Regions from separate parts of the Homo sapiens genome. Here region 2 is linked to region 1. A link is an interaction called in ENCODE POLR2A ChIA-PET data of the cell type or tissue named here. Cell type or tissue: A673. All regions are shown on one strand. Links, peaks and the distances in the headings refer to the core of each region. The heading gives the core; the rest is flanking DNA. Region 1 holds the start of SEPHS2 (selenophosphate synthetase 2). Region 2 has its middle 21 kb from the start of MAPK3.

Region 1 (16,433 bases), core at 350-8,349:
TCTCACATTTGCCCCAGATACAAAGATGAAGCTTTCTGTCACTTGGGATGGTGGCAGCTGATGAAGGTGTGAGGGTGGTGGCCATAGGTGTCATCTCTCAAGTCTTCTGAGGCAGAGCCTGCTACTCTTAAGTCCCACAGGCAAGTCCAGGGGAAGTGGGGCTTGGGAACTGAGGCCATGCCGGGCCTGGGTCAGGGTCAGGGCGAGGTCAGGGACCGGCAATGGGGGCACTCATTCAGATGCTGAGCCAAGGTAGTGCAGGCTCAGACTGTGGGAAGGACACTTCAGAGGTTCCAAACCTCTTGAATTTTTTTTTTTTTTTGAGACGGAATTTTGCTCTTGTTGCCCAGGCTGGAGTGCAGTAGCATGATCTTGGCTCACTGCTGTGAGACAATTTTGTCTGTTGTGTTCACTGCTGTATCCCCGGGTCTAGCACAGTGGCTGGCACAGAGGAGGTCTTCAGTAAGTATTTGTGAATGAACCCAGGGAGTGTTGAGCATCTATAACCAGGTATCTCAGGTAATTTTTAACCATTATTTTATTTCTTACTAGAAAAAATGATGCTGGCCGCGGTGGCTCACATCTGTAACCCCAGCACTTTCGGAGGCCAAGGTGGGCGGATCACCTGAGGTCAGGAGTTCGAGACCAGCCTGGCCAACATGGTGAAACCCCATCTCTACTAAAAATACAAAAAATTAGCTGGGCATGGTGGCAGGCACCTGTAATCCCAGCTACTCAGGAGGCTGAGACAGGAGAATCGCTTGAACTTGGGGCGCGGAGGTTGCAGTGAGTCAAAATTGTGCCACTGCACTCCAACCTGGGCGACAGAGTGGGACTCCGTCTCACCAAAAAATAATAAAATAAATAAATAAATGAGATTATCCCATTTTTGCTAATTTAAAAAAAAACATACATACACAGCACACAGGGCAGGGTTCCCCACAGGGCGGAGGGTGACAGGGCGCCCCCTGGAGGGTGATGCGTGTAGGTGGAAAATGTTTAAAACACCATCCATTAAGGTATCCCAAGGATTTCTCTTTGGGAAATGGGATTTCAAGTCGTTTTAACATTCCTCCTTTTTACGAAGCTGTATTTTGTGATTTTTCTACAATGACAACAGAATGATTTTACAATAAGAAAAAAAATGGGGCCGGGTGTTGTAGTTCACACCTGTAATCCCAGCATTTTGGGAGGCTCAGGTGAGTGGATCATTTGAGCCCAGGAGTTGGAGATCAGCCTGGGAAACATATCAAGACCCTATCTCTACAAAAATTTAGCAGGAGTGGTGGTGTGCACCTGTAGTCCCAGCTACTTGGGAGGCTGGGGTGGGAGGATTGCTTGAGCCCAGGAGGTCAAGGCTGCAGTGAGCTATGATTAAACCACTGCACTCCAGCTGGGGTGACACAGCAAGACCCTGTCTCAAAAAAAAAAAGGGGGAAATGGGAATAGTGTACTAAAGGTATGTATATTTTACCACAGTAAAAAATAAGAATTTTTTAGATGTACTGATCCTTCAAGTGTAGTGTTATAACCCCAAATGATTATCACAATTGGGCCACATACCTGACCCAAATGCTGTTGTTGTATGTGAAAAGCAAACCAGGGGCTAGGACTCCAATCCTGTTATTCTTTTCCCAACCTGGAGTGCAGTGGCGCAATCCATAGCTTACTGTCACCTTGAACTTGAACTCCCAGGCTCAAGCGAGGTCTTCTTGTTCTTTTTTTTTTTTTGAGATGGAGTCTCACTCTGGCACCCAGACTGGAGTGCATTGGTGCGATCTCTGCTCACTGCAACCTTCGCCTCCTGGGTTCAAGTTATCCTCCTGCCTCAGCCTCTTGAGTAGCTGAAATTACAGGCATGCACCACCATGCCCGGCTAATTTTTGTATTTTTAGTAGAGACAGGGTTTCGCCATATTGGCTAGGCTGGTCTCGAACTCTTGACCTCAGGTGATCCGCTCACATTGGCCTCCCAAAGTACTGGTATTACAGGCGTGAGCCACTGCGCTCGGCCACAAATAGTAAAACATAGCTCAATGGATCTCTCAGTGAGAAATAAGAAAAGAACAAAAGGAATGCTTCCAGGTGCTGAGGCTGCAGCCCTCAGGGTCACCCTTGAGAGGCCCCTATGGGTCACCTGCACAGAGGCACATGCATGTGTCATTCTGAGCACAGCAGGTTGGTCACTGGCCAAGGCAAATTCGTGACTTTCTTTGCACTGGCCCAAGTGAATATTGCTCCAAGTAGAAGCAACAGGGAACTGTATGGATGAAAACCTTCCCCCAAAGACCTCTGCTTCCTAGAAGGGCATGGAGTAGAGGTTATGAGTATTATCAAGGAGGCCCCTCAGCCAGGTGCAGTGGCTCATGCCTGTAATCCCAGCACTTTGGGAGGCTGAGGCAGGAGGATCACCTGAGGTCAGGAGTTCGAGACCAGCCTGGCCAACATGGTGAAACCCCATCTCTACTAAAAATACAAAAATTAGGCAGGCATGGTGGCAGGTGCCTATAATCCCAGCTACTCGGGAGGCTGAGGCAGGAGAATCGCTTGAACCTGGGAGGCAGAGGTTGCAGTGAGCTGAGGTCAAGCCACTGCACTCCAGCCTGGGTGACAAAAGCAAAACTCTGTCTCAAAACAAAACAAAACAAACAAACAGAAACAACAGAGCAGCCCCTGCTCTGCAGAGCTTACAAACGAGGGGGCCAGACAGATAGGCATGGCATTATCACATGATTAAAGAATTACAGGGCCAGGCGCGGTGGCTCATGCCTGTAATCCCAGAACTTTGGGAGGCCGAAGGGGGCGGATCATGAGGTCAAGAGATCAAGACCATTCTGGCCAACATGGTGAAACCCTGTCTCACTAAAAATACAAAACATTCGTTGGTTGTGGTGGCGGGTGCCTGTAATCCCAGCTACTTGGGAGGCTGAGGAAGGAGAACTGCTTGAACCCGGGAGGTGGAGGTTGCAGTGAGCCGAGATCGCACCACTGCATTCCAGCCCGGGTGACAGTGCGAGACTCCATTTCAAAAAACAAACAAACAAAAAAAAGAATTGCAAATTGTACTAAGTGCAGAGAGGGAGAAGTCCAAAGAACTAAGAGAATGTATAACCAGCACCACCTGACCTAGTCACTTTTTAACTCAGGTGAGGTGATTACAGACATAATACAATGTTTTCCTCTTTCCCTTAGAGATATGAGGATCCTTTCCCTGTACAATAGGCTTAACATTTTGCAAAACACTTTTCAGCTGAGGTTTCCTATGGCCCTTCCACTAGATCCTAAGCAGAGATTGTGACCCTGGTTTAACAGAAGAGAAGACTAAGGTGCAGAGAGGCTAGATCACTTCCTCAAGGTCAGCCAGCTCACTGACAGCAATGCAGACATCATACAAGGTCTTTTGCTTTCACTGTATTTTCCCACTCCATCATGCTTTCTTTTTGCATGTTTTTTAAATTCTGAAATATAGCATACCTACAAAAATAGTGTGGGAAAATATCTATGTGCAGTTTTTTTTTTTTTTTTTTTTGAGACAGAGTCTCGCTCTTTCACCCAGGCTGGAGTGCAGTGGTGCAGTCTTGGCTCACTGCAACCTCTGCCTCCCAAGTTCAAGCAATTCTCCTGCCTCAGCCTCCCGAGTAGCTGGGATTATAGGCGCTCACCACCATGCCCGGCTAATTTTTGTATTTTTAGTAGAAACGGGGTTTCACCATATAGATCAAGCTGGCCTCGATCTCCCAACCTCGTGATCCACCCGCCTCGGCCTCCCAAAGTACTGGGATTACAGGTGTGAGCCACTGTGCCCGGCCCCGAAAATATCTATGTACAGTTTAAAGAACAACCATGTACCACGTACCCACCACCAGCCCAATGAACAGAATTAAACATAGCCCAGAAGCTCCCTATGTAGCCCTCCCTAGACATAGCCCCTATGCTGAGTCTTCTATTCATTTTCTTGTCTTTTAAAAAAGTTTTTATTGGCTGGGTGTGGTGGCTTATGCCTGTAATCCCAGCACTTTGGGAGGCCGAGGCCAGCAGATCACTTGAGGTCAGGAGTTTGAGACCAGCCTGGCCAACGTGGTGAAATCCCGTCTGTACTAAAAACGCAAAAATAAGCCGGGTGTGGTGGCGCACACCTGTAATCCCAGCTATTCAGGAGGCTGAAGCAGGAGAATCACTTGAACCTGGGAGGTGGAGTTTTTAATAGATATTGGCAAACTGCCCTTCATGGCTATATAAGATATATATATATATTTATTTACAGAGATATAGGAATTTTAGAATAGACCAGTCCTATGTAACCCACTCTGTTCCACAGATGGATGAGTCAACCGACGCGGAGAGTGACTCCACACAAAGCTGGTGGGAAACACCATTAGAATCCATGCAGGTGTCTGGACTTCCAGTCCTAAATCTCTCTTTTTGTGTGTGTCTGTGTGTGTGGGGGGGGTGTTTGTTTGTTTGTTATTGTTGTTTGTTTTAGAGACAGGTTCTTGCTCTGTCGCCCAGACTAGAGTGCAGTGGCGCGGACGCAGCTCACTGCAGCCTCGACCTCCTGAGTCCTAGAGTTCTTGAAGTTCCTGTTAACATTTCATTATATTGATGCTGCCTGCAGTTTGCTAACTTAATGGTAGTAGTTTAATTTCTAATTTCTCATGCTTTCTGTTTTTTCCCTTGGGCTATTTTGCCATCCTGGATCGATCATGTGCGCTGTCAAGTGACCTTTGGGACAATCCTGCCGATCATGAGGTTTGCCGAGTGACCAATCTTCCCTCGTCTACAATTTGCTGGACTTGGAAAAGTGACTGGAAGGGAGCAGAGTTCCGTCAGCCACTGCCAAGAAACCATTTAAATTACTAAGAGAGCGAAGGAAAGCACGTGACGTTCTGCAATCCCGTTGCAAGCGGTTTTGCAAGCCGGAGGTTGTTGCACCTTTTAGAGTCTAGGAAGCCCGCCTCTCGGTGGCGGAGTCGTCATTGGATGTTGCGGCTGTCAATCGCCAGGGCTATAAATAAGGGAGTCCGGCGGCTCCTCTATCAGGAAGATTGTGCATGCCGTGGGTCTGACGGCTTGAGTAGCGCTAGGGAGAATCCCTGCAGGTAATATTTGACTTTTGCTTCATATTAATCTGAGTGGAAAATAAAAGGGCCCTCTTCTCCTCTCGCTTCCCTGCCGGGCAGGCGCCATGGCGGAAGCCTCGGCGACGGGCGCCTGCGGAGAGGCGATGGCAGCGGCGGAAGGCTCCTCGGGCCCGGCGGGCTTGACTCTGGGCCGGAGCTTCTCGAACTACCGGCCCTTCGAGCCCCAGGCGTTGGGCCTCAGCCCGAGCTGGCGGCTGACGGGCTTCTCCGGCATGAAGGGCTGAGGCTGCAAGGTCCCGCAGGAGGCGCTGCTCAAACTCCTGGCGGGACTGACGCGGCCGGACGTGCGGCCCCCGCTGGGCCGGGGCCTGGTGGGTGGCCAGGAAGAGGCGTCCCAGGAAGCCGGCCTGCCGGCAGGAGCGGGCCCCAGCCCCACCTTTCCAGCCCTGGGCATCGGGATGGACTCCTGCGTCATCCCCCTGAGGCACGGGGGCCTGTCACTGGTGCAGACCACGGACTTCTTTTACCCCTTGGTAGAAGATCCCTACATGATGGGGCGCATAGCTTGTGCCAACGTGCTGAGTGACCTCTACGCCATGGGGATTACTGAGTGTGACAACATGTTGATGTTACTCAGCGTCAGCCAGAGTATGAGTGAGGAGGAACGCGAAAAGGTAACGCCACTCATGGTCAAAGGCTTTCGGGATGCGGCTGAGGAAGGAGGGACGGCAGTGACCGGTGGGCAAACGGTGGTCAACCCTTGGATTATAATCGGTGGAGTTGCCACTGTAGTATGCCAACCAAATGAGTTCATAATGCCGGACAGCGCCGTCGTTGGGGACGTGCTGGTGTTAACCAAACCGTTAGGAACCCAGGTTGCTGTCAATGCCCACCAATGGCTGGATAATCCTGAAAGATGGAATAAAGTAAAGATGGTGGTCTCCAGAGAAGAGGTGGAGCTGGCCTATCAGGAAGCCATGTTCAATATGGCTACCCTCAACAGAACTGCTGCAGGTTTAATGCACACATTTAATGCCCATGCGGCCACAGATATCACAGGCTTTGGCATTCTAGGACACTCCCAGAACCTTGCAAAACAACAAAGAAATGAAGTGTCCTTTGTTATTCATAATCTGCCAATAATTGCCAAGATGGCTGCCGTCAGCAAGGCCAGTGGACGGTTTGGGCTTCTTCAAGGAACCTCAGCTGAAACCTCTGGGGGATTACTGATTTGTCTGCCAAGAGAACAGGCGGCTCGCTTTTGTTCTGAAATCAAATCCTCCAAGTACGGAGAGGGTCACCAAGCGTGGATCGTTGGCATTGTGGAAAAGGGAAACCGAACGGCCCGGATCATTGACAAGCCGCGAGTTATTGAAGTCCTGCCTCGTGGGGCCACAGCTGCTGTTCTTGCTCCTGACAGTTCAAATGCCTCCTCTGAGCCTAGCTCGTGAGATGAAAGAACAGAAGTTGTTTGGACCTTAGAGCCATTGTCCACAATCACGGATGGTTCTCAAGAGTTGATTGTAAGAAATTTCCAAAGAAGGCTGCCTGCATAGTGGTTCCGGCTGCCCTTTCTAGGTGATTGGAATCAGCCCATCTAAAGCAGTCTTTATATGCATTCCGAGGCCAGAGTAACATTTTGAACTTTGGGGGGATATTTGTTCATCACTTGGGTAGAAGAGGAGCAAAAATACCTCTGTTTTCTCTTGCCAAAGTAAGATGAAGCTATTCCAGGTTGAGGGATTTTTCTTTGCACGGGGTTGATTAATTTCTGCACAGGGAGTGAGATTATTAAAGTAACACACACACAAAGTAAATTGCAAAATGAAAAAAATTAGAAGCAAATGAGTTTTGGACCAATATTGTTGATAAATCTAAATTGTTAAGAGAGATCTTATAATGCAACATCAAATTCTTTATTCAATTTTACTGAAGTACTGGCTCTTTCCTGCTCTGGACAAGAATTGAGCAACTTGTCTGATGACTGGGAAAGGAGGACCTGCAACCATCTGACTTGGTCTCTGTTAATGACGTCTCTCCCTCTAAACCCCATTAAGGACTGGGAGAGGCAGAGCAAGCCTCAGAGCCCAGGCCTCAGTGGTCATTAAGATGTTAAGTCTTTTGCGGCAGATTCCTGGTGATTTGATCAATAAAGAGTAATTTCTTGCTAAATAAATAAAAGAAACCTTGTTGAAAAACTATTCTGGCTAATGTTTGGTGGTTTGAAATTCAATACAGTCTTATAAAACGAACCAGCTTATACACTGAGTCTGGTATAGCAGAGAGAGAGTGTTTTCCCTGATGCTGGTGAATTGGGTAATTTAACACCCAGATTTAGGGTTGCACCTTCCCCCTGAAATGACAGAAAAGGACTCGAAGCAGGCATACGCCCCAAGGGTTAGAGAGTGGGCAGGAAATAGCAAAAGAAAGGTGTCAACAATTCTTGAAAGATGGAAAGGAGGTGGAAGAGGGGTAACTGACTTAAAGGAATCCTTCATAGTAGGGGAAGACAAGAAGCAAGAAGATGTGCTTGGAAGATGGGGTAAGACCTGGGGATAAAACATACTGTTTGAGAGTTTATACACGGTAATTCGATCTTTAGCGTTCTCCACACTCTTATTTCACACAGCCAGGTGACTGCCTCTCACCTACGCAGGTAGAGTTGGGAGCACCACACACAGCAGAGGATAGGGAGCCTAACTGAAAAAATAAAAATTTAAAATGAGACTGCCCAGCCCCCTTCCTCAATTAGATATTCAAAATACTGGCCAGGCCAGCACGGTGGCTCACGCCTGTAATCCCAGCACTTTGGGAGGCCGAGGCGGGCAGATCATGAGGTCAGGAGGTTGAGACCATCCTGGCTAACAAGATGAAACCCCATCTCTACTAAAAATACAAAAAATTAGCTGGGCGTGGTGGCGGGCGCCTGTAGTCCCAGCTACTGGGAAGGCTGAGGTGGGAGAATGGCGTGAACCTGGGAGGCAGAGCTTGCAGTGAGCCGAGATTGCACCACTGCACTCCAGTCCGGGCAGCAGAGCGAGACTCCATCTCAAAACAAACAAACAAAAAACTGGCCAGGCCAGGCCCAGTGGCTCACGCCTATAATCCCAGCACTTTGGGAGGCCGAGGTGGGCAGATCTCTTAAGCTCAGGAGTTTGAGTTCAGCCTGGCCAATATGGCAAAACTCCGTCTCTACTAAAACAAAAAAAAATACAAAAATACCCAGGTGTGATGGCGTGCCCCTGTAGTCCCAGCTACTCGGGAGGCTGAGGTGGGAGAACCTTGAACCCGCAAGGCAGAGGTTGCAGTGTGCAAACACTGCAGTCCAGCCTGGGCGACGGGAGTGAAACCCTGTCTCAAAAAAAATAAATAAAAGCCCAAAATCACTCTACCACAAGGCCTCCTAGGTGAAAGCCTTTATTGAATGATGTTAAGCTTTTTTTTTTTTTTTTCCGGACAAAGTCTCACTCTGTTGCCCAGGCTGGAGTGCAGTGGTTCGATCTCAGCTCACTGCAACCTCCGCCTCCCAGGTTCAAGCGATTCTTCTGCCTCAGCCTCCCGAGTAGCTGAGATTACAGGTGTGCACCACCACGCCCGGTGAATTTTGTGTTTTTAGTAGAAAATGTGGTTTCACCATGTTGGCCAGGCTGGTCTCCAACTCCTAACCTGAAGCAATTTACCCGCCTCAGCCTCCTGAAGTGCTGGGATTACAGGCATGAGCCACCGCGCCCAGCTAATGTTAAGCTTTTTAATGCCTCATTCTTAAATATGAGCAGTCAAGGATCACCAAGCATGTGAGGAGAGCCTCCAACTTAAACAGAAAAAGGAAACTCAGAGGGACAATACAGGGAGTAGGAAAAAAGATAAAAAATATCCGCAAAGCAATACTTAAGAGAACCAGCCACTTAGAATATAAAGATAAAGCTAAAACTTGAAATTTTTAATAGGGGGCTGGGTGCAGTGGCTCACATCTGTAATCCCAGCATTTTGGGAGGCCAAGGCGGGCGGATCACCTGAGGTCAGGAGTTCGAGACCAGCCTGGCCAACATGGTGAAACCCCCATCTTTAATAAAAATATAAAAATTAGACAGGCTTGATGGCATGAACCTGTAATCCCAGCTACTCAGGAGGCTGAGGCAGGAAAATCACTTGAACCCAGGAGGCAGAGGATGCAGTGAGCCAAGATCATGCCATTGCACTCCAGCCTGGATGACAAGGCAAAATTCTGTCTCCAAAAAAAAAAAAAAAATTTCTAATAGGAGACATAAAGTTGCAGAAATTTATCAGAAAGTAGCCCCAAAAGGCCAGGCACCTTACTCACACCTGTAATCCCAGCACTTTGGGAGGCCAAGGTGGGCTTGAGCCCATGAGTTCAAGACCAACCTGAGCAACGTGGCGAAAACCTGTCTCTACAAAAAATACAAAAATTAGCAGGCATGGTGGTGTGCACTTGTAGTCCCAGCTTCTCTGGAGGCTGGGGTGGGAGGATCACTTGAGCCTGGGAGATGGAGGCTGTAGTGAGCCAAGATTGCACCACTGCAGTCACCACTGCAGTCCAGCCTGGGTGACACAGTGAGATCCTGTCTCAAAAAATAAATAAGCCGGGCGCGGTGGCTCACGCCTGTAATCCCAGCACTTTGGGAGGCCAAGGCAGGCGGATCACGAGGTCAGGAGATCAAGACCATCCTGGCTAACACGGCGAAACCCCGTCTCTACTAAAAATACAAAAAATTAGCCGGGCGTGGTGGCAGGCACCTGTAGTCCCAGCTACTTGGGAGGCTGAGGCAGGAGAACGGCGTGAACCCGGGAGGTGGAGCTGGCAGTGAGCCAAGACTATGCCACTGCACTCCAGCCTGGGTGACAGAGCGAGACTCTGTCTCAAAAATAAATAAATAAGAAAGTAGACCATGTCGCCATAAAAAAGAATGAGTTCATGTCCTTTGCAGGGACATGGATGAAGCTGGAAGCCATCATTCTCAGCAAACTAACACAGGAACAGAAAACCAAACACTTGCATGTTCTCACTCATAAGTGGGAGTTGAACAAATGAGAACACATGGACACAGGGAGGGGAACATCACACACCAGGGCCCATTGGGGGTTGGGGGCAAAGGGAGGGAGAGCATTAGGACAAACAGCTAAAGCATGCGGGGCTTAAAACCTAGATGACAGGTTGATAGGTGCAGCAAACCACCATAGCACATGTATACCTGTGTAACAGGCCTGCATGTTCTGCACATGTATCCCAGAACGTGAAGTAAAATAAAAAAAAAAAGTAGCCCAAAAAGATGCACAATAAAATAAATTCTATAAAGATCAAATGAGGCAGGAGGTTCAACATCTAAGCGGAGTTCTAGAATAAGGCAGTAAAGCAGATGGAAGAAAAAATATTATCCAAGTTTTCTAGAACTTAAAAGTTGTAAACCACATACCTCTTGAACTCCTAGCACAGTACATTTTAAAAGATCCATGCTAATTTTATTAAATTTCAAAATGCCAGTTATGAAGAAGAGATCCTAATAATAATGAAAGCAAATGTTTATATAGCACATATTCTGTGCAGGAAGTAAGTGCTTTATACGTATTAACCCAATCTTCTAACAACCCCAATTTGCAAATGAGGAAGCTGAGGTATAGGGAGAATAAGAAATTTGTCCAAGCTTGCATAGTCAGTCTTGTAGGCGGTCTGACTCCAGAACCCATGCTTCTGATCACTATGATCACATACAAAGGTGTGGGAATAATGACACACCTTTGTATGTCATCATGACATCAGACTTCACAACCTCAAATTGGAAGCTAAAAAACAATAAAGCAGCCAGGTGCGGTGGCTCACACCTGTAATTCCAGCACTTTGGAAAGCCGAGGCAGGAGGATCACTTGAGCCTAGGAGTTTGTGACCAGCCTGGGCAATACAGTGAGATCCTATTTCTACAAAAAAAATAGAAAATTAAGTTTAGCCAGGCATGGTGGCATGCGCCTGAGGCCGAGGTGCAAGGATTGCTTGAGCAACAGAGTGAGACCCTGTCTCAGAAAAAAAATTTAAAAACAACACACACACAAAAGCAATGCCTTCAAAATTCTGAGGGTAAATGATAATCTCTGTAGAAGTCTACAGCAAGCCACATTTTTCAAATAAGTAAAATAAAGATATCTTGGGGCATACAGGGTATCAAAATGGCTTCATCCCATGTACTTTTTCTCAAGAAACTACCAGAGGATATGCTCCAACAAAACAAGGAAGCAGGCCAGGTGCGGTGGCTCATGCCTATTAATCCCAGTACCTTGGGAGGCCGAGGCGGGCAGATCACGAGGTCAGGAGTTCAAGACCAGCCTGGCCAACATGGTGAAACCTTGTCTCTACTAAAAATGTAAAAAATTAGCCAGGCATGGTGGTGGGTGCCTGTAATCCCAGCTACTTGGGAGGCTGAGGCAGGAAAACTGCTTGAACCCAGGAGGCAGAGGTTGCAATGAGCTGAGATCGTGCCACTGTACTCCAGCCTGGGCGACAGAGCGAGATTGTTTCAAAAAAAAAAAAAAAAAGAAAACCCCGTCTCTACTAAAAATACAAAAATTAGCCAGGCGTAGTTGGTGGCGGGTGCCTGCAATCCTAGCTACTTAGGAGGCTGAGGCAGAAGAATCACTTAAGCCCAGGAGGCGGGGAGGTTGCAGTGAGCCGAAATCGTGCCACTGCACTCCAGCCTGGGTGACAAAGCGTGACTCTGTCTCAAAAAAAAAACCAAAAAATCAAAACAAAACAAAACAAAAAACAAGGAAGCAAACTGAGAAAGAGAAAAACATGAGATTAAGGAAATGCAACCCAGCACAGGAGAGAGGTGAAGGTAATAGCTAAACAGTAGGCTTACAGAGCAACCAGCCCACACTGGACAGGGAGCCTGGAAGGCTTCCAGAAAGGCCTTCCAGAAAAGAAAAATATGAAACTGATATAATATTGATACATTTAATTGTGTGAAAATTGTATTGGCAGGATAATCGAATATGTGAAAACAATTAGTGGCCAGGCATGGTGGCTCATGCCTGTAATCTCAGCACTTTGGGAGGCTGAGGCAGGAGGACTGCTTGAGGCCAGGAATTCAAAAGCAGCCTGAGCAACATAATGAGACTCTGTCTCTACCGAAAAAAAAAAAAAAGAATTTGTGATAATCATTTAGAAAATTAGCAAACGACTGCCAGGCGCGGTGGCTCACACCTGTAATCTCAGCACTTTGAGAGGCTAAGGCGGGTGGATCACCTGCGGTCGGGAGTTTGAGACCAGCCTGACCAACATGGAGAAACCTTGTCTCTACTAAAAATACAAAATTAGCCAGGAGTGGTGGTGGGCACCTGTAATCCCAGCTACTCGGGAGGCTCAGGCAGGAGAATCACTTGAACCCTGGAGGTGGATGTTACAGTGAGCCGAGATCGCACCATTGCACTCCAGCCTGGGCAACAAGAACGAGACTCCATGTCAAAAAAAAAAAAAAAGAGAGAAAAAAGAAAATTCACAAATGACAACAAAAAATGAATCAACACAGCCAAGAATAACCCTGTAAAATAAACCAACTAACCAACTCCAGCCCAAAACAACCTTATAGAACAAATGAAATGTAGTCATACATTTGTATGAGGTATAGGGAGAATAATAATTGAACATTGACTTTTTTTTTTTGAGACAGAGTCTCACGGTGTTGCCCAGGCTGGAGTGCAGTGGCATGATGGCGGGTCACTGCAACCTGTGCCTCCTAGGTTCAAGCGATTCTCCCGCCTCAGCCTCCCGAGTAGCTGGGATTACAGGCAGACACCACCATGCCTGACTACTTTTTGTATTTTCAGTAGAAACAGGGTTTCACCATGTTGGCCAGGCTGGTCTGGAACTCCTGATCTCAAGTGATCCACCTGCCTCGGCCTCCCAAAGTAATCCTGGGATTACAGGTGTGAGTCACCGTGCCTGGCCAACATTGAATATTTACATAGCCAGTTATGTAAATACTATTAACATCAACAACAAAAAATAGGTAAATCAATTCAATCCATTTTTCTCCTGTTCAAAGTGCAGAAACAGCTTTTCCAGCAATTTCCCACCCCTGCTACAGATCTCCAGCTTCATCTCATGGCACTCTCTCTACCTCTCTCACTACCTGCTGGCCCATCAGCCTTCCCTGGGACTTCAAACAAATCAAGATCCTTTGTGCTTGCAGTTCCCGCTGTCTGGAACCTCACCTCACACTCACCTGACTGGCTTGTTCTCAGTCCTGTCTCAGTTCAAATAAAACCTCTTCACAAAGGCCCTTTCCCACCTCCTGGCCAACAACCAGCCACTCTCCAATGCATCACCCTGTTTATTTGCTTTGTAGCTCTTATCCTAGCCTATAATTCCCTTGAGAATGTGTTAGTTCGCTTTAGAATTGTCTCCTTCTGGGCAAGGCATGGTGGCTCATGCCTGTAATCCCAGCACTTTGGGAGGCTGAGGCGGGCGGATCATGATGTCAGCAGTTCGAGACCAGCCTGGCCAACATGGTGAAACCCCGTCTCTACTAAAAATACAAAAATTAGCCAGGCGTGGTGGCGGGCACCTGTAATCCCAGCTACTTGGGAAGCTGAGACAGGGGAATCGCTTGAACCTGGGAGGTGGAGGTTGCAGTGAGCCGAGATCATGCCATTGCACTCCAGCCTGGGCAAGAGGGCAAGACTTTGTCTCAAAAAAAAGAAAAAAAGAAAAAAAAAGAATTGTTCCCTTCTGCTAGTATGTAAGCACCAGGAAGGTAGGGATGTTCAGTATCTCCAGCAGCTAGAACAGTGCCTGGTCCATAGGTACTGACCCTTTCTTTTCACTCTTCTGGGGCTCTTGGTGTCTCCTGCAATTGAAGCTGGTACCACTTTTTTTATTTGAGACTGTAACCCAGACTAAAGTGCAGTGGCACAATCATAGCTCACTGCAGCCTCGACATCCTAGGCTCAAGTGATCCTCCCACCTTAGCCTCCCCTGAGCAGCTGGGACTAGAGGCACACACCACCACACCCAGATAAGTTTAAAAGTGTTTTTGTATAGATGGGGTCTTGCTATGTTGCCTAGGCTGGTCCCTGGCTTCAGGTTGGGCACCATGGCCTGTAATCCCAGCAGTATGGGAGGCCGAGGTGGGCGGATCATTTGAGGTCAGGAGTTTAAGACCAGCCCGACCAACATGGTGAAACCCTGTCTCTACTAAAAATACAAAAAAAATTAGCCAGGCATGGTGGCACAGGCCTGTAATCCCAGCTATTTGGGAAGCTGAGGAAGGAGAATGGCTTGAACCTGGGAGGCTGAGGTTGCAGTGAGACAAGATCACAGCACTACACAGCAGCCTGGGTGACAGAGCAAGACTCTACCTAAGAAAGAAAGAAAGAAAGAGAGAAAGAGAGAGAGGAAGGAAGAAAGAAAGAAAGAAAGAAAGAAAGAAAGAAAGAAAGAAGGAAGGAAAGAAAGAACGAGAAAGAAAGAAAGAAAGAAAAAAAACGAAACGAAACTAACTCCTGGTTTTTCAAGTGATCCTCCTGCCTTGGCCTCCCAAAGTGCTGGGATTACAGGCATGAGCCACTGTGCCTGACCCTATTTCCTTTTAGGAGGAAGTTTAGGAAGGCTTTTCAGACGAGGTGGCCTTGAAACAGGGCTCTGCAGGATGGGTGGCATTTGGATTTGGATGTGCACAGAACGGGGCGGGCATTCCAGATGGAGGAAACTGAGGAAGCAAAGGTGGGGAGGGAAGAGTCCGGAACATCTCTCTGGACTTCAGCAAGTGTGTACAGGGACAGGATGGAAAAGCAGGTTCGAAGAAGACTTCAAAGGGTGTTGGGGACTCTCTGGCCTGAATGAGCTAGGCTGGAGATTCCTAAAAGCCCCTGTTATGACTCTCCCTGAAAAATTTAAGAACAAATATTCTGAATTATAGCAGCACCTTTTCTCCCAGTAGCAGAAGGATGTACTGCAAGCATGGCCTGCTTGCCTGGCCCAATCCATCCAGCCGGCCATTAAACCTTTATTGGCTTGCACTGGAAAAACACCTTTGATTTGAAAAGACTCATGGATCCCGTCTCTTGGGAAGATAGGCTCATAAAGAGCTAGTTACTGGGGCACGGTGGCTGATGCCTGTAACCCCAGCACTTTGGGAGGCTGAGGCAGCAGGATCACTTGAGTCCAGGAGTTCGAGGCTGCAGCGAGCTGTGATTACACCACTGTACTCCCGCCTGGCCAACATGGTGAGACCCCGTCTCTAATAAAAATAAAAAAATTAGCCAAGCGTGGTGGTGTATGCCTGTAGTCCCAGCTACTCGGGAGGCTGAGGCAGGAGTATCATTTGAACAGAGGTTGCAGTGAGCCGAGATCGTGCCACTGCACTCCAGCCTGGGCAACACATCAAGACTCCATCTCAAAATAATAATAATAATAAAATATAAATAAATAAATAAGTAAACATTAATAATATAGAAAACATCTCACTATGTTGCCCAGGCTAGTATCAAACTCCTGGGCTCAAGCAATCCTCCCACCTCAGCTTCCCAAAGCGCTAGTATTACAGAAGTGAGCCACCATGCCTGGCTCCAAATCTTGGTCTTTTCTGCCTAGATTCTTGTGTTAGTTATTCATCTTCAGTTCCTTGACTTTCAGTATTGTCTAAATGATTGAGACTGCCACATCTGAATGTCTAGCCCTGATCTCTCCTCTAAACCTTAGATTCAAAACTTCACTGCCAACTCACCATGCCTCTTCAACTTGCCTTGCCCTAAACCACACGCCTGAGGCCACACGTGTTCAGTCCTGTCCCTCATCTTTTCCATCCCCAAATCAGTCACCATCCACCCACCGGGTTGCCAAACCCTCAAAATCTGTAAGCCATTCTACCCTTTCTCCCATCCCCCATTCAAAACCAACAAAAACCTCCAGATCTACCTTCAAAATACGTTCCCAAGACATCCACTTTGCTCCATCTTCACCCACCATCACCTGGCTCAAGTCACCATCATCTCTTGCCTGGACAACAGCAGTAACTCATCCCCCTGCTTCTACTCTTGCCTCCTCCAGTTCTTTTTTTTTTTTTTTGGAGACAGAGTCTCGCTCTGTTGCCCAGGCTGGAGTGCAGTGGCACAATCATCGCTCCCTGCAGCCTCAAACTCCTGGGTTCAAATGATCTGCCCAAAATATGATCACTCTCCTGCTTAAAACCCTCTGAGGCCAGGCGCGGTGGCTCACACCTGTAATCCCAGTGCTTTGGGAGGCCAAGGCAGGCAGATCACCTGAGGTCAGGAGCTCGAGGCCAGCCTGACCAACATGGTAAAACCCTGTCTCTACTAAAAATACAAAAATTAGCTGGGCGTGGTG
Region 2 (16,433 bases), core at 4,169-12,168, 300 kb after region 1:
GAAACTCTCTGACATACCTTGTCTGAGTGTAGTTGATGACACCTTCATTTCGGTAGGACTCCTGCCCATACCCTGGAGGAAGGAAAGCTGCACAGAGAGGCCAAGGAGTTGCTGAACACAAGGGCCTTGCTGGGGTTCCCCATTCAGGGTATTAGTATTAGATCGTGCCCTTTTTGACCAATCACCTTTCTACACATTTGTCCATGCTTGAGTCATGCCTATCCAATTAAGTCTCCATAAAAGGCCAAAAGGACAGGGCTTAGGGAGCTTCCGGATAGCTGACCATGTGGAGGTCATACAGGAGTTAAGAAGAAATTACTTAGGCAGATAGTAAGGGTACAGAAGTCTTTGGTAAGGTTCTCCTTTTAATGAAAAGCAGCCCCAAATTATTTTCCTTTCTAACGAAGAGTAGCCTGTAAAATCGAGCTGCAGACATAGATGTTGGCAGTTGTGCCAATCATGTTCAAGATGGTGGCTCCATCTTCCCTTCTCTTTGTCAGCCACGTGTACAGTAAAGAGCAGACAAGATGGCGAAGGCCAAGGGGAAAGTTCATTTGCATAATATGATTAGGGTGAGGCAGCCAGCCTTCCCTGCATGCTATGTAATATCACTCTTGATCAAACCAATCTGTGAGTCCTATGTAAATCAGGCACCACATCCTCAAATCTGACTATAAAATATGGCACATCCCCCACCTGCTGGTCTTTTCCTCTCAGAAGTCCCCACTCTCACTAAAGAGAGAGCTGTGCCAGACATGGTGGCTCATGCCTGTAACCCCAGCACTTTGGAAGGCCGAGGCGGACGGATCACGAGGTCAGGAGATCGAAACCATCTCTGGCTAACACAGTGAAACCCCATCTCTACTAAAAATACAAAAAATTAGCTGGGCGTTGTGGCATGCACCTGTAGTCCCAGCTACTCAGGAGGCTGAGGCAGGAGAACGGCATGAACCTGGGAGGCGGAGCTTGCAGTGAGCTGAGATCTCTGCCACTGCACTCCAGCATGGGTGGCAGAGGAGACTCTGTCTCAAAAAAAAAAAAAAAAAAAAAAAAAAAAGAGGGAATCATGGAAACCCCAATTTGAAGCCAGTCGGTCAGAAGTTCTGGTGTGTGTAGGGGTGCAGTCTTGTGGGATTGAACCCTCAACTTGTGGGATCTGATGCTATCTTCAGGTAGATAGTGTTGGAATTGAATTGGAGGACACTCAATTCAGAATTGTCCATTGGAGAATTGGTTGTTTGCTTGGTGTTGGCAGGAGTTCCCCCCAACATTTGGTCACAGAAGACTTCTTTTTTTTTTCTTTTTTCTTTTCCTTTTCTTTTCTTTTTTTTTTGAGACCAAGTCTCACTCTGTTGCCCAGGCTGGAGTTCAGTGGTGTGATCTCTGCTCACTGCAACCTCTGCTTCCCTGGTTCAAGCATTTCTCCTGCCTCAGCCTCCCCAGTAGCTGGGATTACAGGTGCCTGCCACCACACCTGGCTATTCTTTTTGTGTTTTTAGTAGAGATAGGTTTTCACCACGTTGGTCAGGCTGTTCTTGAACTCCTGACCTCGTGATCCACCCACCTTGGCCTCCCAAAGTGCTGGGATTACAGATGTGAGCCACCGCACCCAGCCCGGTCACAGAAGACTTCTGTAGTGATTGTTACTGTGGTGTGAGAGCCAAGAAAAAAAACAGTTTGTGTTTTTTCTTCAGAGGTTTTGATTTGCATTTCCCTGGCGATTAAAGTTCTGATTTTTTAGTGGGTTCCTTAGGATTTACAGGATCTTATATATTTTCTTTTTTTGTTTTTGTTTTGTTTTGTTTGAGACAGAGTCTGACTCTGTCACCCAGGCTGGAGTGCAGTGGCACGATCTCAGCTCACTGCAAACTCTGCCTACCAGCTTCAAGGGATTCTCCTGCCTCAGACTCTGAGTAGCTGGGATTACAGGTGTGCACCACCATGCCCAGCTAATTTTTTGTATTTTTAGTAGAGACGGAGTTTCACCATGTTTGCCAGGCTGGTCTCAAACTGCTGATCTCAAATGATCTGCCCACTTTGGCCTCCCAAATGCTGGCATTACAGGCATAAGCCACCACGCCCGGCCTTGGATCTTGTATATTTTCTATATACAAGATCATGTAATCTATAGATAGTTTCACTTCTTTCTTTCCAATCTAGATGCCTTTTATTTCACTTTCTTGCTTAATTTTCCTGGCTAGAATCTCCAGTACAATACAGAATAAAAGTGGTAAGAGCGGACTTCCTTGTCTTATTTTGATCTGTCAGGAACTTTCACCATTAAGTATGATGTCAGCTGTGGGTTTTTCACAGATGCTCTTTATCAGGTAGAGGAAGTTGTCTTTTACTTGTAGTTTGTTGCATGGTTTTTTTCTTACGAAAGAATGTTGAATTTTGTCAAAGTTTTTTTCTGCATTTATTGAGATGATTAATTGCTTTTTTCCATTTATTCTAAAATTATGGTGTATTAAGTTAATGTATTTTCAGATATTGAACCAGCCTTGCATTCCTGGGATCATTCGCACTTGATCATGGTGTACTGTCCTTTTGATGTGGTGCTGGATTCTGTCTGCTGGTATTTGAAGATTTTTGCCTCTATATTAATAAGAAATACTGATCTGTAGTTTCCTTTCTTATGTCTGGCTTTGGCATCAGGGTAATACTGGCCTCATAAAAAGAGTTGGGAAATGTTGCCTCTTCTTCTATTTTTTGAAAGAGTTTATGAAAAACTGGTATTAATTTTTCTCTAAATGTTTAGTTAAATACAGCAGTGAAGCCCTGTGGGCATGAGCCTTTGTGGAAGTTTTTGTTTTTGTTTTTGTTTTTTCTCTCGAGAGGGAGTCTCGCTCTGTTGCCCAGGCTGGAGTGCAGTGGCACGATCTCATCTCACTGCAAGCTCCACCTCCTGGGTTCACACCATTCTCCTGCCTCAGCTTCCCATGTAGCTGGGACTACAGGCACCCACCACAATGCCTGGCTAATTTTTTTTTAGTAGAGACGGGGTTTTACGGTGTTAGCCAGGATAGTCTTGATCTCTTGACCTCGTGGTCTGCCCACCTCGGCCTCCCAAAGTGCTGGGATTACAGGCATGAGCCACCACGCCAACCTGTGGGAAGTTTTTTATTACTACTTCAATCTATTTACTTGTTATATGTCTATTCAGAATTTCCATTTCTTCCTGAAATTTGGTAGGTTTTTCTTGTTTTTCTAGGACTTTGTCCATTTTTCTAAGTTGTTTAATTAATTGGCATACAACTATTTATTGTATTCCTTTATAATACTTTTTATTTCTTTAAGGCTCATAGTAATGTCCCCAAGGTGTCTAATAAGAGGTCAGCTCTAGTTAAGTGGAGGCTGAAATAAATCATTTGAACCTCAAATAACTTTGGGGGAGGTCAGGTACTACATATATATATATATATATTTTTTTTTTTTTTGAGATGGGGTCTCACTCTGTTGCCCAGGCTGGAATGCAGTAGTGTGATCTTGGCTCACTGCAATCTCTGCCTCCCAGGGTCAAGTGATCCTCCCACCTCAGCTTCCCAAGTAGCTGGGAGCTGAGAGCACAGGCATGCACCACCACACCCGGCTAATTTTTTGTATTTGTTGTAGAGACCGGGTTTTGCCATGTTGCTCAAGCTGGTGTTGAATGCCTGAGCTCAAGTGATCCACCTAGCTTGGCCTCCCAAAGTGTTAGGATTACAGGCGTGAGCCACTGTGACCAGCCTAGTACTACATTTTAAATCTTTCATTTTTGCTGACATGAAAAGCTATTTATCTGTAAAAGTGGAACCTATCAATTAATCAGATTAAGCAAAAACTTTACATGTGGTCTGTCCAGAATAGGCAAATCCATGGAGACAATAATTAGATTAGTGGTTGCCAGGGACTTGGGGAGTAGGGAGGGGACAGGGAGTGGCTGCCAATTAGTATAGAGTTTCTTCCTGGGGTGAAAATATTTTGGAATTACATAGTGGTGACAGATGAACTTTGTGAATCAACTAAAAACCAAACCCACCAAACTGTACACTTTGAAAGGGTAAACTTAATGGTGTATGTTTTATATTCCAATAAAGCTGTTATTTTTTAAAAAGGTTATATGGGCCAGGCGCAGTGGCTCACACCAGTAATCCTAGCACTTTGAGAGGCTGAGGCGGGCGGATCACTTGAGGTCAGGAGTTCGAGACCAGCCTGACCAACATGGTGAAACCTCGTCTGTACTAAAAATACAAAAATTAGCCAGGTGTGATGGCGGATGCCTGTAATCCCAGCTGCTCGGGAGCCTGAGGCAGGAGACTCACTTGAACCCAGGAGGTGGGGGCTACATTGAGCTGAGATTGCGCCACTGCACTCCAGCTTGGGCAACAGAGCAAGATTCTGTCTTCAAAAAGAAAAAGAAAAAAAAAAAAAAGGTGGCTGGGTGTGGTGGTTCATGCCTGTAATCCCAGCATTTTGGGAAGCCAAGGCGGGTGGATCCCAAGATCAGGAGATCGAGTCCAGCCTCACCAACATGATGAAACCGCGTCTCTACTAAAAATACAAAAAAAATTAGCTGGGTGTGGTGGCACGTGCCTGTAGTCCCAGCTACTCAAGAGGCTGAGGCAGAAGAATTGCTTGAACCTGGGAGGCAGAGGTTGCAGTGAGCCAAGATTGCGCCACTGCACTCCAGCCTGGTGACAGAGCAAGACTCCATCTCAAAAAAAAAAAAAAAAAAAGTTATATGTGAACTCTGTTCCTAATTTTAAGTTATGCTGTATGTTCCTACCTTTCAATGATGGAATATGAAAGGAGAACAAAAAAGGAAAAGAAAAGAGATAAGGGCTCTCTTACTGTCAACTTACTGTATTACCCTTCTAAAATATAAACCGGGCCGGGCACGGTGGCTCACGCCTGGATTCGCAGCCCTTTGGGAGCCTGAGCCGGGCAGATCACCTGAGGCCAGGAATTTGAGACCAGCCTGGCCAACATGGTAAAACCCTCTCTCTACTAAAAATACAAAAATTAGCTGGGCGTGGTGTCACGCACCTGTAATCCCAGCCACTCAGGAGTTTGAGGCAGGAGAATCACTTGAACCTAGGAGGCGGAGGTTGCAGTGAACATAGATTGAGCCACTGCACTCCAGCCTGGGTGACAGAGCAAGACTACATCTCAAAAAAAAAAAAAAAAAGCTGGACGTGGTGGCTCACACCTGTAATCCCAGCACTTTGGGAGGCCAAGGCAGGTGGATCACCTGAGGTCAGGAGTTGGAGACCAGCCTGGCCAACATGTGAAACCCTGTCTCTACTAAAAATACAAAAATTAGTCGGGTGTGGTGGCGGGTGCCTATAATCCCAGGTACTTGGGAGGCTGAGGCAGGAGAATCTCTTGAACCCCACAGGCAGAGGTTGCAGTGAGCTGACATCATGCCACTGCACTCCAGCCTGGACAACAGAGCAAGACTTTGTCTCAAAAAAAAAAAAAAAAAAAAGACCGGGCGCGGGGGCTCACACCTGTAATCCTAGCACTTTGGGAGGCCGAGGTCGGGGGATCACGGGGTCAGGAGATCGAGACCATCCTGGTTAACACGGCGAAACCCCGTCTCTACTAAAAATACAAAAAATTAGCCGGGCGTGGTGGCGGGTGCCTGTAGTCCCAGCTATTCAGGAGGCTGAGGCAGGAGAATGGCATGAACCCGGGAGGCGGAGCTTGCAGTGAGCCGAGATCATGCCACTGCACTCCAGCCTGGGCGAAAGTGCGAGACTCTGTCTCAAAAAACAAAGTGATTAAGTTTGAACTGACAAGTAGTTTGTTTTCTCTACTTCTTCTCACTGATCTCCTCCTTTCAATTAATGAGTGCCCAGATAAGCTCTGTCCTCAATCTGTCATGCAGCCTAAGGGTGGCTGCACACATTGGTAAATGAGTTTGATATTCCTGTGGCCCAGATTGCTCAGCCCTTGATCATGTTTTCCTTTTCCTTCACATCCACCTATGATGCTCAAGCATCAGGTACAATCCTGACATCCCAAACTTCTATTTTTTCACCTGTTAACTGGTGCAATCAATGACATCACTCACACCAACCGGGGATGAGGGAAAAGTACAAATTATCACATCCTGTCTATATTTGTAAATGTCTTCATCAACATTCAAATGTGCAAATGTTTTTACTGCAAGGCTCTGAAGCTGACTAACATGATAAAATGCTCTCATTCCTTCTAGCAGAAAATCCAGTCTTCTTATCCCAGCCCTCAAGGTCTTCTTTGCCATCTGCTGCTCCAATTGTTCTCCACACAACTCCTGTTTTTTTTTATTGATACATAATGTATTCCAGGCCAGGCGCAGTGGCTCACACCTGTAATCCCAGCACTTTGAGAGGCCAAAGCAGGTGGATCACCTAACATCAGGAATTCAAAACCAGCCTGACCAATATGGTGAAACCCCATCTCTATTAAAAATACTAAAATTAGCTGGGTGTGGTGGCGGTCGCCTGTAATCCCAGCTACTCGGGAGGCTAAGGCAGGAGAATTGCTTGAAACCAGGAGGCGGAGGTTGCAGTGAGCCAAGATTGTGCAATTGCACTCCAGCCTGGGCAACAGAACAAGATGCTGTCTAAAAAAGAAATATATATATTATATATATCTCACATATATAATATATCACATATATTATATAATATATCACACATATCATATATAATATATATCACATATACCACATATATTATATATGATACATAATATACCACATATATTATATATGATACATAATATATCACATATATTATATATGATACATAATATATCACATATATTATATGTGATACATAATATATCACATATATTATATGTGATATATATCACATATATTATATATGATATATGATATATCGCATATATTATATATGATATATGATATATCACATATATTATATATCATATATGATATATCACATATATTATATCATATATGATATAATATGTGTTGCATATGATATATCATATATGTCATATATATATACACCATGCTTATGGGGTCCATGAGAGTATTTGTTACATGCATAGAATGTGTAATGATCAAGCCAGGGTATCTGGGGTACTCATCACCTTGAGTATTTCTCATTCCTATGGGTTGGGAGTAATTCAAGTTCTCTTCTAGTTACTTTGAAATATACAATTCATTGCAGCCAACTATAATCACCCTACTCTGCTATCAGATATTAAAACTTTTTTTTTTTTTTTTGAGACTGAGTGTTGCTCTGTGGCCCAGGCTGGAGTGCAGTGATCTTGGCTCAGTGCAACCTCTGCTTCCCAGGTTCAAGCAATTCTCTTGCCTCAGTCTCTGAAGTAGCAGGGATTATAGGCACCTGCCACCACGCCTGGCTAATTTTTTTTTTTTTCCAGTAGAGGTGGGGTTTCTCCATGTTGGCCATGCTGGTCTCGAACTCCTGGGCTGAAGCAATCCACCTGTGTTCGCCTCCCAATGTGCTAGGATTACAGGTGTGGGCCATCATGCCCAGCCTAATTCTGTTTTATAGTCAAATAGTATTCCATTCTGTATACATACCATAGTTGATTTATCCACTCCTCCATTGATAGATACTTAGGTTGATTCCATATCTTTGCTTTGTGGATAATGTGGATAATGATGTGGTAAGAATATGACAACTCTTTTTTTTTCCTTCAAGACAGGGTCTTGCTCTGTTACCCAGGCTGGAATGCAGTGGTGCAATCACAGCTCACTGTGGCCTTGAATTCCTAGGTTCAAGTGATCCTCCTGCCTTGGCCTCCCAAAGCACTGGGACTATAGGCATGTACCACCACACCTGGCTATTTTTTTAAATTTTATGTAGAGACAGTCTCACTCTGTTGCCCAGGCTGGTCTCTAACTCCTGGCCTCAAGCAATCCTCCTGCCTTAGCCTCCCAAAATTTTGTGATTACAGACATGAGCCACCATGCCTAACCAAGACAAGGTTTACTTTTAAAAAGTTAGAAGGGGCCAGGCACAGTGGCTCACGCTTATAATCCCAGCACCTTGGGAGGCCGAGGCGGGCAAATCACCTGAGGCCAGGAGTTCAAGACCAGCCTGGCCAACATGGTGAAACCCTGTCTCTACTAAAAAAAAAAAAAAAATTAGCCAGGCATGGTGGCAGGCGCCTGTAACCCCAGCTACTCGGGAGGCTGAGGCAGGAGAATCGCTTGAACCCAGGAGGCAGAGGTTGCAGTGAGCCAAGATCACACCATTGCACTCCAGCCTAGGTGACAAGAGTAAAACTCCACCTCAAAAAAAAAAAAAAGTTAAAAGGCATCAGGTTAAAGATAGTAGACTAAACACATGTATTTACTTCTGTTCTTGCCCCAAACATAATAAAATGGCAGTAAGAGAATCTTTCTAATGCCACACACCCACAGGAAGAGTAAGAATAGGAAAGAAGACAATACGAACAAAAATGTTTAAGCCAGGTACTAATAGAGGGACTCATGGTAACCAATTTACTAGAACCAAGGAAGTGGAATCGAGCTGGCATTGGAAAAAATGAGAAATTGCTAGGTTTTCTTTGCAGAAGCCACAAAAGACATAGAAATTGGCACCTTCAGGCAGGAATTGGAAGAATCTTCTGAAGGGACTGTGATCAAGCCAAGAGGAAAGTCCTGAAGACACTGACATCAGGAGCTCCCTGGGAAGCCACCAGCAAGGTCACCCCCTAGCACACAGTGCCACACAGTGGAGAGAGGTTTTTTTTTTGTTTGTTTGTTTGTTTTTGAGATTGGGTCTCACTCTGTCACCCAGGCTGCAGTGCAGTAGCACAATTACAGCTCACTGCAACCTCAAACTCGTGGGCTCGATCGTCCTCCCACCTCAGCCTTCCTGGTATCTGGGACTACAAGTGTGCACCACCGTGCCTGATTTATTTTTTTTCTTATTTTTTTTTGAGATGGAGACTTACTCTGTCGCCCCGGCTGAAGTGCAGAGGCACGATCTCAGCTCACTGCAACCTCTGCCTCCCTGTTCAAGTGATTCTCTTGCCTCAGCCTCCTGAGTAGTTGGGATTACAGGCATCCACCACCACGCCTGGCTAATTTTTGTATTTTTAATGGAGATGGGGTTTCACCATGTTGACCAGACAGATCTCGAACTCCTGACCTCATGACCCGCCCGCCTTGGCCTCCCAAAGTGCTGAGATTACAGGCGTGAGCCACCATGGTCAGCTTTATTTTTTTATTTTTTGTAGCGATGAGGTCTTGTTATGTTACCCAGGCTGGTCTTGAACTCCTGGACTCAAGAGATCCACCTGTCTTGGCCTCCCAAAGTGCTGGGATTGCAGGCATGAGCCACTGTGCCCTCAGCCTGGGGAACTTTTAAAAGGCTTTTAATAGCTCCAGCTTTAGTATGCACAGACCCCCAAGATTCACCACGTTTGAGGAAGGCATCCAATATAGAAGACAGGTTCGGGAGCGGTGGCTCACACCTGTAATCCCAGCACTTTGGGAGGCCGAGGCGGGCGGGTCATGAGGTCAGGAGTTCGAGACCAGCCTGGTCAACATGGTGAAACCCCGTCTCTACTAAATATACAAAAATTAGCCAGGCATATGGTGGCGGGCACCTGTAATCCCAGCTACTCAGGAGGCAAAGGCAGGAGAATCACTGGAACCCGGGAGGCGGAGGTTGCAGTGAGCTGAGATCTCGCCATTGCATTCCAGTCTGGGCAACAGAGCAAGACTGTCTCAAAATAATAATAATAATAATAAAGACAGAGGCTGAAAGGGTGAATGGATAAACAAACTGTGCTACCTACATACAGTGGAATATTATTCAGAATTTTTTTTAAAATAGGAAATTTTGATACATGCTACAACATGGCTGAACTTTGAGGACATTATACTATGTGAAATAACCCTGTCCCCAAAAGACATATACTGCATGATTCCACTTATGTGAGGTACCTGGAGTCAGAGTCATAGAGATAGAAAGTAGAGTGATGGTTGCCAGGGGCTGAGGGGAGGGGAGAGAGGGGAGTTGTTGTTTAGTGGGTTCAGAGTTTCAGTTTTGCAAGATGAAGAGTTCTGGAGATTGGTTGCACCACAGTGTGAATGTACTCAACACCACTGAACTGAACACTAAAAAATGGCTCAGATGGTACTTTGGGAGGCCGAGGCGGGTGGATCACCTGAGGTCAGGAGTTGGAGACTAGCCTGGCCAACATGGTGAAACCCCATCTCTACTAAAAATACAAAAATTGGCCAGGCGCACATCTGTAATCCCAGCACTTTGGAAGGCCAAAGTGGGTGGATCACCTGAGGTCAGGAGTTCCAGACCAGCCAGGCCAGCATGGTGAAACCCTGTCTCTACTACAAATACAAAAATTAGCCGGACGTGGTGGCACACACCTGTAATCCCAGCTACTCGGGAGGCTGAGGCAGGAGAATTGCTTGAGCCTGGGAGATGGAGGCTGCAGTGAGTGGAGATCGTGCCACTGCACTCCAGCCTGGCCAAGAAAGCGAGACTCTGTCTCAAAAAAAAAAAAAAAAAAAAAGGTACATTTATGTTGTGTGTATTCTACCACAATCACAATTAACTTTTTATTTATTTATTTTTTTTTGAGACGGAGTCTTGCTCTGTCACCCAAGCTGGAGTGCAGTGGTGCAATCTCGGCTCACCGCAACCTCCACCTTCTGGGTTTAAGCAATTCTCCTGCCTCAGCCTCCCGAGTAGCTGGGATTACAGCCTTGTGCCATCACGCCCGGCTAATTTTTTGTACTTTTAGTAGAGACGGGGTTTCTCCATGTTGGTCAGGCTGGTCTCAAACTCCTGACCTCAGATGATCCGCCTGCCTTGGCCTCCCAAAGTGCTGGGATTACAGATGTGCGCCTGGCCAATTTTTGTATTTTTAGTAGAGATGGGGTTTCACTATGTTGGCCAGGCTAGTCTCTAACTCCTGACCTCAGGTGATCCACCCGCCTCAGCCTCCCAAAGTGTGGGATTACAGGCGTGCAGGCGTGAGCTACCACACCCAGCCTACAATGAGTGCATTCTTTTTTTTGAGACAGAGTCTAGCTCTGTTGCCCAGGCTGGAGTGCAGTGGCACAATCTCGGCTCACCACAACCTCTGCCTCCCGGGTTCAAGTGATTCTCCTGCCTCAGCCTCCAGAGTAGCTGGGACTACAGGCGTGCAAGACCATGCCCGGCTAATTTTTGTATTTTTAGTAGAGACAGGGTTTCACTATGTTGGCCAGGCTGGTCTCGAACTTCTGACCTCATGATCCATCCACCTTGGCCTCTGAAAGTGCTGGGATTACAGGCGTGAGCCACTGTGTCTGGCCATGAGTGCGTTCTTATAAAGCCCAAAACAGGCAGGAACTAAGCCTGTTTAGAAATGCATACATGGTGCAGCTGGGCGAGGTGGCTGATGCCAGTAATCCCAGCACATTGGGAGGCTGAGGCAGGAAGATCACTTGAGCTCAGGAATTCAAGACCAGCCTGGGCAACATTGCAAGACCCTGTCTCTACAAAAAATTTAAAAATTAGTCGGGTGTAGTGGCACGCATGTGTAGTCCCAGCTATTCTGGGGGCTGAGGTGGGAGGACTGCTTGGAGCCCAGGAAGCTGAAGCTGCAGTGAGCTGTGATTGCACCACTGCACTCCAGCCTCCGGTACAGAGCAAGACCCTATCTCAAAATAAAACAAAACAAAATAATATGAAATAAAACCAATAGAAAATGGAATATGTTTGAATGTGATAAAGGATTGACATCTCAAGGTAGCATTCAGGATTGAACTAGTGTTACATAGCAAAAAAACACAGCAGCTAAAATGTGACATAATGAACTCAGTGTGGTGGAGGGGAAAGAAGGAACAAACAGTGCAGGGAAGAAGTGTTTGTGGAAAGGGCATGGTTCAGCTGTGAACAGTGTTTACATAGCTATAGGATATAGACTCTGAATATCTGTGTACCCAGAACCGAGGCACAGTGACATGGAAGAATGAAAACAGGAAGTGCACACGTGCATATGTAGGAATAGAGATGTGGGCTGTCGGGGAGAGGTGGAAGAATTGTAAAGCCTCAACCTTCAAAATGATAACAGGTAGTGCCTAAAACCGAGAAATCAGCAAGTACAATATGAACATGCTGTTTAGAGACATGGAAGTCAATACCAATGGCCCAGCCAAAGCGGTGGAACGTTCTTGCCTCTGGGGAACAGGAAATGGGTCATGAAGGAGCCCTGGTTTTTCATAATACGCCTATAGAGCCCAGCTTCAGCGGCTCATGCCTATAATCCCAGCACTTTGGGAGGCCGAGGCGGGAGGATCACTTGAGCCCAGGAGTTCAAGACAAGCCTGGGCAACATGATAAGACTCCATCTTTACAAAAAATTGAAAAAATTAGCTGGATATGGTGGCATGCACCTGTACTCCTAGCCACTTGAGGGGCTGAAATGGGAGGATTGCTTCAGCCCAGGAGTTCAAGGCTGCAGTGAGCAATGATCACACCACTGCACTCCAGCCTGGGAGACAGAGTGAGACCTTGTCTCAAAGAAAAAGAAAAGCCAGGAGGCCAGGTGCCGTGATTCATGCCTGTAATCCCAGCACTTTGGAGGCTGAGGTGGGCAGATCACTTGAGGTCAGGAGTTCGAGACCAGCCTGGCCAACATGGTGAAACCCTGTCTCTACTGAAAATACAAAAATCAGCTGGCGCAGTGGCGCACGCCTGTAATCCCAGCTACTTGGGAGGCTGAGGCAGGAAAATTGCTTGAACCTAGGAGGCAGAGGTTGCAGTGAGCTGAGATTGCACCACTGCACTCCAGCCTGGGTGACAGAGCGAGACTCCGTCTCAACAAAAAAAGAAAGGAAAGGAAGGAAAGAAGGAAGGAAGGAAGGAAGGCCGGCCGGCCAGGTGCAGTGGCTGACACCTGTAATCCCAGAACTTTGGGAGGCATAAGTGGGAGGATGACTTGAGCCCACAAGTTCCAGACCGGCCTGGGCAATGTACTGAGTCTCCACAAAAAATCTGTAAAAAAATTAGCCAGAAGGCCGAGGCGGGCGGATCACCTGAGGTCAGGAGTTTGAGACCATCCTGGCCAATATGGAGAAACCCCGTCTCTACTAAAAATACAAAATTAGCCAGGCATGGTGGTGCATGCCTGTAATCCCAGCTACTCAGAAGCTGAAGCAGGAGAAACACTTGAACCTGGGAGGCAGAGGTTGCAGTAAGCCGAGATCACGCCATTGCACTCTAGCCTGGGCAAGGAGAGCGAAATTCTTTCTCAAAAAAAAAAAAAAAAAAAAAAAGTTAGACAGGCATAGTGGCGCACACCTGTAGTTGAGAGGCTGAGATGGGAGGATTGCTGGAGCCCAGGAGGTAGAGACTGCAGTGAGCTGAGATTGCACCACTGCCCTCCAGCCTGGGTGACAGACTGAGACCCTGCCTCAGAAAAAAAGAAAAGAAAAGGCCTGGCATGGTGGCTCACACCTATAATCCCAGCACTTTGGCAGGTGGATCCTCTGAGGGCAGGAGTTCGAGACCATCATGGCCAACATGGTGAAACCCCATCTCTACTAAAAATACAAAAATTAGCCAGGTGTGGTGGTGGGAGCCTGTAATGGCAGCTACTCGGAGGCTGAGGCAGGAGAATCACTTGAACCCAGGAGGCAGAGGTTGCAGTGAGTTGAGATCACACCACTGCACTCCAGCCAGGGTGACAGAGTGAGACTCTTGTCTCAAAAAAAAAAAAAAAAAAAAAGTCCAACTGTGCTTTCGCATACGGGTTGCCCCCTTACACACAGGCTGCGTGGTTTTCAGTCCCCTTTGGGCCTGAGCCTACCCTCCTGCCACTGCAGCGCAGGCAACAGGCATGTGACTAAAGCAGCCATCTGCGAAGCAGATCCCCAGCCCCGGCTGTTCCCTCCCCATCCATTAGAGTTACTGTTGGCTGTTCGGGTCACCCCATCTGAGGCTGAGGCTCAGACATCACAGAGCAGAGTATAGCTTTTCCCACTTTGCCCTTCCCAAACTCCACCCACAGAATCAACGAGCATTTGAAAAAAAATTTTAAAAGGTGGTTGTTTCATGCCACTAAATTTTAGGATCGTTTACCACACAGTCGTAAATAAATGAAAGCTAAGGGAAAAAGCAGTATGTAATTGTGTATTAATGTACTTGAGGTGAACAAGACAATGCCTATGACTATTAGGATGCTAAATTAATCATAGGATGCTAAATTAATGAACAATTATCTCATTGCATGTGCTAAATATTTATCTGTGTTCCAATACTGAACTAATATGTATCATTTTATTTATCATTTCAAGAATATCCAACCTCCTCCCGCCTCCCCAAAAAACCAGCCACTCCTTCATCCCTTTTGGGTCCTGATGAAGAGGCAATCGGAATAGCATTTATAGGAGCCAAAGCGGCTGCACAGGAAGTTCTGTAATAAAAGAAGATGTAAGAAGAGCCGCGTAACCCAGGGATAAACACAAAAGCTGAGCATAAACCTATGAGAACAGTGTCGGGATGGCTGTAACTCGGAATGAGCTGAGATTACAAAACATGCTATAGACAACAAAAAGGGCTTTGATAGCTATATCTGGATCAAGAAAAAGGAAGAAATAGGCCCATTGCTTAGGGTAGATGTTGTAATACGAACAGATGACCAAGAGGAAGCAGAAGCTCTCCACTTTCATTTAGTTTCTCTTTTTTCTTTTTTCTTTCTTTTTTCTTTTTTTTTTTTGAGACAGGCTCTCTCACTCTGTTCCCCAGGCTGGAGCGCAGTGGTGCAATCATAGCTCACTGCAGCCTCCACCTTCCAGGCTCCAGGGATCCTCCCACTTCAGCCTCCCAAGTAGCTGGGACTACAGGCATGCACTGCCATGCTCAGCTTATTTATTTATTTATAGAGCTGGAGTCTTCCTATGTTGCCCAGGCTAGTTTTGAACTCTTGGCTCGGCCTGGCACAGTGGCTCACGCCTGTAATCCCAGCACTTTGGGAAGCCGAAGTGAGCAGATCACTTGAGGTCAGGAGTTCAACCAGCCTAGCCAACAGGGTGAAACCCCGTCTCTACATACAAAAATTAGCCGGGCGTGGTGGCACGCACCTATAATCCCAGCTACTCGGGAGGCTGAAGCACGAGAATTGCTTGAATTTAGCAGACAGAGGCCTCAGTGAGTTGAGTTCCCACCATTACACTCCAGCCTGGGCGACAGAATGAGACTCCGTCTTAGGAAAAAAAAAAAAAAAAGAAAGAAAGAAAAGAAAAGAAAAAAACTTGGCTGGGTGTGGTGGCTCACACCTGTAATCCCAGCACTTTGGGAGGCCGAGGCGAGCGGATCATGAGGTCAGGAGATCAAGACCATCCTGGCTAACATGGTGAAACCTCGTCTCTACTAAAAATACAAAAAAATTAGCTGGGCGTGGTGGCATGCGCTTGTAGTCCCAGCTACTCGGGAGGCTGAGGCAGGAGAATTGCTTGAACCCAGGAGGCGGAGGTTGCAGTGAGCCGAGATCACACCACTGCACTCCAGCCTGGGCGACAGAGTGAGACTCCGTCTCAAAAAAAAAAAAAAAAAAAAAAAAAAAAAAAAAAAAAAAGAAAGAAAAAGAAAAGAAAAAACTCCTGGGCTCAAGGATTCACCCGTCTCAGCCTCCTAAAGTCCTGGGATTACAGGAATGAGCCACTGTGTCAAGCCTGGTTTGTGTTTTCTCTCTCTCTCTCTTTTTTTTTTTTTTTTTTTTTGAGATGGATTTTTGCTCTGTCGCCAGGCTGGAGTGCAGTGGCATGATCTCGGCTCACTGCAACCTCTCTGCCTCCTGGTTTCAAGCAATTCTCCTGTTTCAGCCTCCCGAGTAGTTGGGACTACAGGCGTGTGCCACTACGCCCAGCTAATTTTTGTATTTTTAGTAGAGGCAGGGTTTCACCATGTTGTCCAGGATGGTCTCAATCTCTTGACTTCGTGATCCGCCTGCCTCAGCCTCCCAAAGTACTAGGATTACAGGCGTGAGCCACAGTGCCCAGCCTGTGTTTTCTGTAAAGAGAATGACACTCAAGATTAAAATGCTTTTAGGTCCACACTTCAGTGGAAATTGAAGCCCCAAAGAAGTGGAGAATGATAATAGGACACTAACTCAACTGAAATGTTCAAGACCCCAGATTTGGATGCAGTCCACCCCTCAAAATGCTGAAAGTTTCTAAGATAAAGTTTTGGAACCACTGAAGACCACCTTTGAGAAATTTTTAAAAATGGGGAAAGTACCGGGGATAGGCAAATCTTGTTGTGGCTTTCAAGAAATTTTAAAAAGTGGCTGGGCAAGGTGGCTTGAGCGCCTGTAATCCCAGCACTTTGGGAGGCCGAGGCAGGTGGATCACTTGAGGTCAGGAGTTTGAAACCAGCCTGGCCAACATGGTGAAACCCCATCTCTACCAAAAAATACAAAAGTTAGCCAGGCGTGGTGGTGTGCAC

What was found. Peaks named below come from ENCODE experiments on the same cell type or tissue, not always from the same donor. Only the 100,000 strongest peaks of a DNase experiment are listed, where the experiment ranks them.
Region 2: POLR2A ChIA-PET joins it to region 1 with 12 read pairs; 2 of 35 experiments call an interaction of 5 or more read pairs at or near these places.

Annotation. Positions count from the first base shown.
Region 1 is chr16:30,434,479-30,450,911 of GRCh38, reverse strand. SEPHS2 (selenophosphate synthetase 2) reads left to right here and starts at 5,038. Exons shown (of 1, transcript NM_012248.4): 1 at 5,038-7,281. The coding sequence starts at 5,185. The coding sequence ends at 6,531. RefSeq lists enhancers at 850-1,144, 4,900-5,846, 8,290-8,584 and a silencer at 5,454-5,573. In A673, for the core only: CTCF peaks have their summits at 971 (motif pointing left) and 5,384 (motif pointing right); DNase peaks (open chromatin) are centred at 961, 4,941 and 5,391; H3K4me3 peaks cover 2,002 bases; H3K27ac peaks cover 1,422 bases.
Region 2 is chr16:30,135,512-30,151,944 of GRCh38, reverse strand. No RefSeq gene overlaps it. Among named protein-coding and RNA genes, the nearest start is that of MAPK3, 21 kb to the right of the region's middle. RefSeq lists an enhancer at 16,252-16,433. In A673, for the core only: a CTCF peak has its summit at 8,725; no DNase peak of the experiment used is centred there.